2 separate regions of the Homo sapiens genome follow, and region 1 is linked to region 2. Evidence: chromatin loops called from intact Hi-C (ENCODE). Cell type or tissue: CD4-positive, alpha-beta T cell. All regions are shown on one strand.

Region 1 (2,500 bases), 280 kb after region 2:
TTGGAGTAGCACCAAGGTTGTGTACTGGGCAGGCACTCTGCCAGCTCGCCAGCCTGTTCTGTCCAATCCTGGCGTCTTGGAGCTGGGGTGGAAGAATTTTTCCTGAAGGAAAGCAGCCAACACCCTGTCCCACCCTTCTCCTTGGGCAACTCTTTGCCAGGCAGGAATCTCTCATCAGGGTTTTCTTTTGGCTGTCAGATCACCAGCAGTTATAGGCTTAAGCCCCTGTCACCATGCCCCTCCCGGAACCTGGCAGAGAGCAGCAGCTGGGACTCTGCAGGACCTCCTTATTCCAGCCAGGAATGCACTTGGAAAACCCCAGAGCTTCTCCTGTCAGCCAGAGCCCAGAAAAGCCAGCTCCTGGTCTTGGCACATTCAGTGCAGTCAAACGTGGAAAGGGGCCTGGATAGGGAGGGGTCGACTCCCAGGTCCCACCTTTGCGGGGGAAGCTGGTCCCCCTGGATTAGGCTGGGAGATGCTTGGGGCTGGTTGTAAGGTAAAAGACGGGGGGTCGTTTTTTCTTTTTTTGAGACAGAGTTTCGCTCTTTTTGCCCAGGTTGGAGTGCAATGACGCGATCTCGGCTCACTGCAACCTCCGCCTCCCAGGTTCAAGCAATTATCCTGCCTCAGCCTCCCGAGTAGCTGGGATTACAGGCGCCCGCCACCACGCCCGGCTAATTTTTGTATTTTCAGTAGAGACGGGGTTTCACCATGTTGGCCAGGCTGGTCTCGAACTCCTGACCTCAGGTGATCCACTCGCTTCGGCCTCCAAAAGTGCTGGGATGACGGGCGTGAGCCACTGCGCCCGGCCCAGGGCGTCGTTTTTAATTTCAGATTAGTAATTTTTTAGTATATGTCCCAAAAATTGCCGAGATATGTGTATGGTTATAAAAAAAATTCGCTGTCTATATGAAATTCAATTTTAATTGGCCGTCTTTTTCTTTGCTAAGTCTGGGACCCAGGGCTTGGCCTGGGGCAGCCCCCGCCGCAGACAAGGCTGTTGGAGGGGTCACGAACCCGCTTGGTAGCCCCGCGCCGTTACCGTCGCCCCTCCCGGCCGAGGGAAGGGTCCTGGAAAGCGCGAAGGGCGGCCAAAGCCCGGATTAGGGCCAAGGGCCGCATCTCGCCGCCACCGTGGGAAACTATCTTTGAGAGGAGGGAGGAGTCGTGGCCTGGCCTCATTCCCGCTCACCTCCAGCCTTGGCCGCCTCTCGCGGGCTCTTCCCCGCCCCGAACCTCCCACCTGCGGGCCCACTGGCACCCGCGGCGCTCAGAGGCTCTAGGTGGCTCCCGGCGGCGGTTCGCGGTCTCGGGGCCCTGCAGCGTCGAGTGCGCAGGCGCGGCGGGCAGGTGGGCGGGGCGTGCGCGGGCGCAGGCGCGCGCGCGGGAAGGGATGGGCTCGCGCTGCCGGGCGTGGGCGTGGACTCGGGCGTGGGCACTGGCGGAGTTCCAAGCCCGGGCTGAGGAGGGGGCGGCGGCGGCGGCGGCGGCGGCGGGCGGGTACCCTTCGACTGGGCGTTGCCGCTGTTCCCTGCGCGGCATGGAGGGGACGGCCGTGGCCGTGTTCGAGGTGATGCTGGGAAGGGAGAGAAAGCGGAGGACACTTTCTGAGGAGACGGGCTTTGTGAGGAGACCGCGAAGTTTGGGCAGAGGGGTCGGGCGTCGCCTAAGGTGAAGGAGGAAGGTTCGGGAATCGAGGCCCGTCTCCCACGGGGAAGCGAGGAAGTAGGAGCAGATGAGGGCTCTCGCTCGCGGGGTACTCTGTGGGGGAACGACGCCCTCTCTCCAGCCTACGGCTCAGAAAGCTGCGGCGTTTGCCGAGCACCGGCGGACACCCAGGGGCAGAGCCTGACGCAGCCTCGGAGGTGCCTGCCGGAGCCCAGCGCCTTCCATGCACCGGGTGCTGGGAGGGGGCGCGGAAAGAAGGAAAGGAATGGGGCAAGCCCTGGCGTTGCGGGGCGGGGTGGGGGGAGTCGGGGCGCCAGGACAGAGGCAAGGAGGGACCCAGTGCAGACTGGGAGCGAGGGAGAGTTTTTTTAGGCCCCGGTGCAGGTGCAGGTTTCTGGGTTCGAAGCAGCTGGACGTGGAAGGGCGAGGTTCAGAGGCCACACCTGTGCTCGGGGAGCTGCTCTGGAAGACGGCACTGAGCGCCTGGCGCCGGCCACGCCCCGTGTGCTCATTTCATTACCCACTTTCACGGCCGGTGCCCAATGGGACGTTGAGCTGCTGTTTGTGAGGGGTACTGGGCAGGTGACAGAAGCACAGGCTCTGAGGGCACCTGAGAGAGTACCCCCGGGCGTCCTGCCTGTTTGTTGTCATCAAAGAAGGCGGCGGGATTCCATTTTACAAATAACCGAACCTAGGCTAGAACCCAGGGCGCTGACTCATAGGCCAGTGTTCTTTTCCCAACTGCGCTGTCATACCGACATGAGAATATCTTTAGGGTTTGTTTGTTTGTTTGTTTGTTTGTTTGTTTTTTGAGACGGAGTCTCGCTCTTTC
Region 2 (2,500 bases):
GCTGCTTTCCCCGGCCTCCACCGCTGCCGCACACCCCCTTTGCCTTTAGCATTTTCCTCCTCTCCTCTAATTGCGTGGCGTCCCCAGATGGTAGGCGGGGTGTCGGAGCTGGGGGTGCGTAGTCCCGGGCCTAAGGCTAGGGAAGGGGCCTCCAGCGCCGTGTGAGGGCCCTGACCGACAGTGGGGAGGGGCGCCCATGTCTCTGGGAGAACCCCGGAGTCCCCGGAAATGGAGGCGGAGTTTGGGGAGTCTGAAATGGGGGAGGGGTCGTGTAGACTACGGGGGAGTCCTGAGCCGGCTAGGAGGGGCAAGGGAGTCCCTCAGACGGAGTGGAGAGCGGGGCTTCCCTGGTCAGAGGGCGGTACCAGGGGAAGGGCGTGGTCTCCTGCGAAGGGGCGGAGCTCCGCCTACGAAGGCTGAGCATCGCCGCAAGAGGCGGAGTCTGGAGCGAGGCGGAGCTCTCCTAGGGGCGGGGAAAATGGGGCGGGGCCTCCGGACAGGGGGCGGAGCGTGGCTGTTCGCGCTCATCCCCCTCCCCCGGCCCTGGGTGTCCCCGTGACGAGGCAGCGCGGAGCCGCCGCGGGCCGGGCCCATCCCGCCGCAGCGGCCCGGGGCCGAGCAGGGGCTAGGCGGGGAGGGAGCGGCGCCCAGCGGGGCCCGGAGCGTGGCCAGGTGAGGCCGCCGGGGCGGAGGGGGCGGGGGCTGCGCCAGGCGGGCCCCGGCGGGCGCGGGGGGCGTGTTTGCGTGTCTGGGGGTGGTGGAGGGAGTGGGTCCGAGGGCGGGCGCCGGTGGCTGCTGCGCGCCCGCGCGTCCCTGCGGTCGCGGGTGCGGGTGGTCTCTGCGCCGTCCGGGCCCGGGGCGTGCGGGGCCGTGCACGCGCGCGTGTTGTGCGGAGGGGCCGCCGGGTGTGGACCTGCGTAGGTGCTGGGCCGCGGTTCCCGTTCTGCCCGCCCGGGGCGCAGGGCGCGGGCCTGCCCCGGCGCGGTCCCTCTGGCGCGGGGATGTTTTCCAAACGGGCTGCCTGCGGGAGACGGCTGTGCTGCAGCCCGAGCTCGAGGGGGGAGCGCCGCCTCCGCAGGCCTCCTGAGACCCGGGCGGCTGGGGACGCAGACAGACACCTGAGGGAGGGAAGAGCGCGCACCCAGGAGGAGTCTATTGGCCTACCCGCAGGGGGAGGCCGAGATGGGGAGACTGAGGCAGATGGTGAGGCGGAGGCGGGCAGACAGGCAGAGATGGGGAATGGGGGGAGAGAGACGGCAAAAAGGACAGCGGCTGGGAGGACAGAGAGTCATTGAGAAAGCAGATGGACAGACAGAGGCCTAGACCTCAAAGGGGCAAGAAAGATTCAGATGGACAGGTAGATTCAAAGAACCTGTCAGAGAGGCTAAATCAGAGGTCCAGAGGCTAAGAGCTATAAGCAGGAACTGAGTCTGAGATGAGGGGTAACGGCCCCCAACTCATTGGGTGCCCCGCTTTGAAGCACATCCCAGACTGGGATCTTGGCCAAAAAGCAGCCTCTGGCCACCCCAAGTTGGTCCATCTCTTTGGCACCACTGAATATCCTGACTCTCTTCACTGTGCCACCCCTCCCTGGTATCCCAGCAACCTCGGGCAGTTTAGAGGAGGCAGAGGGGAAGTGGTTGCCATAGCAGTAGAGGCGGTGAAAGGTCACCCTTGCCTTAGCCTAGGCGGCCCTGCAGCAGGCTGCAGCTGGAATTGAGCCGGGCTGGGGTGGGAACCTACAAAGCTCTTTTCTCTCCCACTCTGCCCAGAATGGTGCTGGAAGGAAACCCTGAAGTGGGGTCCCCCCGAACCTCAGACCTCCAGCACCGGGGGAACAAGGGCTCTTGCGTTCTCTCCTCTCCCGGTGAAGATGCGCAGCCAGGCGAGGAGCCCATCAAGTATGGTGAACTCATCGTCCTGGGGTGAGCATCCCTGGCCTAGAAGGGGTGAAGCACCAGACACCCACCCAACGCAGCCAGAACAAGGGCCCGACCCCTCCTCCCCCCACATAGGGCCTTCAGCTGTTTGTCCCTCCTCACCTTCCTAGCTGAAAGACAAAATTGACCAAACCCACCTCAATTCATAATTATTATTTTATCTTCCCATTTTTCACAAAGTACTGTGACAACTCTAACCACCCAACTTCCTGATCAGATGAGAAAAATGTTAACACCAGCTGCCTTTCCTAAAGCACCTAGTGTGTGTGGTGTGGGGTGAAGAACTCTGGTTCTCCAGCAAAACTGCTTGGTTCAAATCCTGCCTCTGCAAGTTGCTGAACTTCCCTGTGCCTCTGTTTCCCCTGTTTTGCAAATGGGGATGATAATAATCCCTTCCTCAGAGGGTTGTTGGAAGAAATGAATGAGGTGATTTCTGTAAAGTACATAGAACAGCGCCTAGCACATATCGAGTGTTCTGGGAGGCAGGCCTGTGCCAAGCCCTTTCATGGACATTATTTCATTTCAATCTTCACAAAGATGCTGTGAGGAAGGAGGTGAGG

Evidence for each region. A loop is a pair of places that touch in the nucleus more often than their neighbours do. Peaks named below come from ENCODE experiments on the same cell type or tissue, not always from the same donor. Only the 100,000 strongest peaks of a DNase experiment are listed, where the experiment ranks them.
Region 1: it touches region 2 in a loop (10-fold over the local background); 3 of 110 quality-filtered maps call a loop at or near these places.

Annotation. Positions count from the first base shown.
Region 1 is chr11:66,743,350-66,745,849 of GRCh38, forward strand. It overlaps TOP6BL (TOP6B like initiator of meiotic double strand breaks), which reads left to right and starts at 1,420. Exons shown (of 15, transcript NM_001302084.2): 1 at 1,420-1,570. It also overlaps a transcript of SPTBN2 not described here. RefSeq lists enhancers at 647-1,147, 1,639-1,748, 2,189-2,278 and silencers at 1,109-1,498, 1,909-2,008. In CD4-positive, alpha-beta T cell, no CTCF peak of the experiment used is centred here; DNase peaks (open chromatin) are centred at 1,302, 1,802 and 2,152; H3K4me3 peaks cover 1,804 bases; H3K27ac peaks cover 685 bases.
Region 2 is chr11:66,466,356-66,468,855 of GRCh38, forward strand. It overlaps PELI3 (pellino E3 ubiquitin protein ligase family member 3), which reads left to right and starts at 550. Exons shown (of 8, transcript NM_145065.3): 1 at 550-672; 2 at 1,773-1,925; 3 at 2,478-2,500. The coding sequence starts at 1,774. RefSeq lists silencers at 468-677, 688-1,037. In CD4-positive, alpha-beta T cell, a CTCF peak has its summit at 1,093; DNase peaks (open chromatin) are centred at 386, 896 and 1,636; H3K4me3 peaks cover 1,348 bases; H3K27ac peaks cover 418 bases.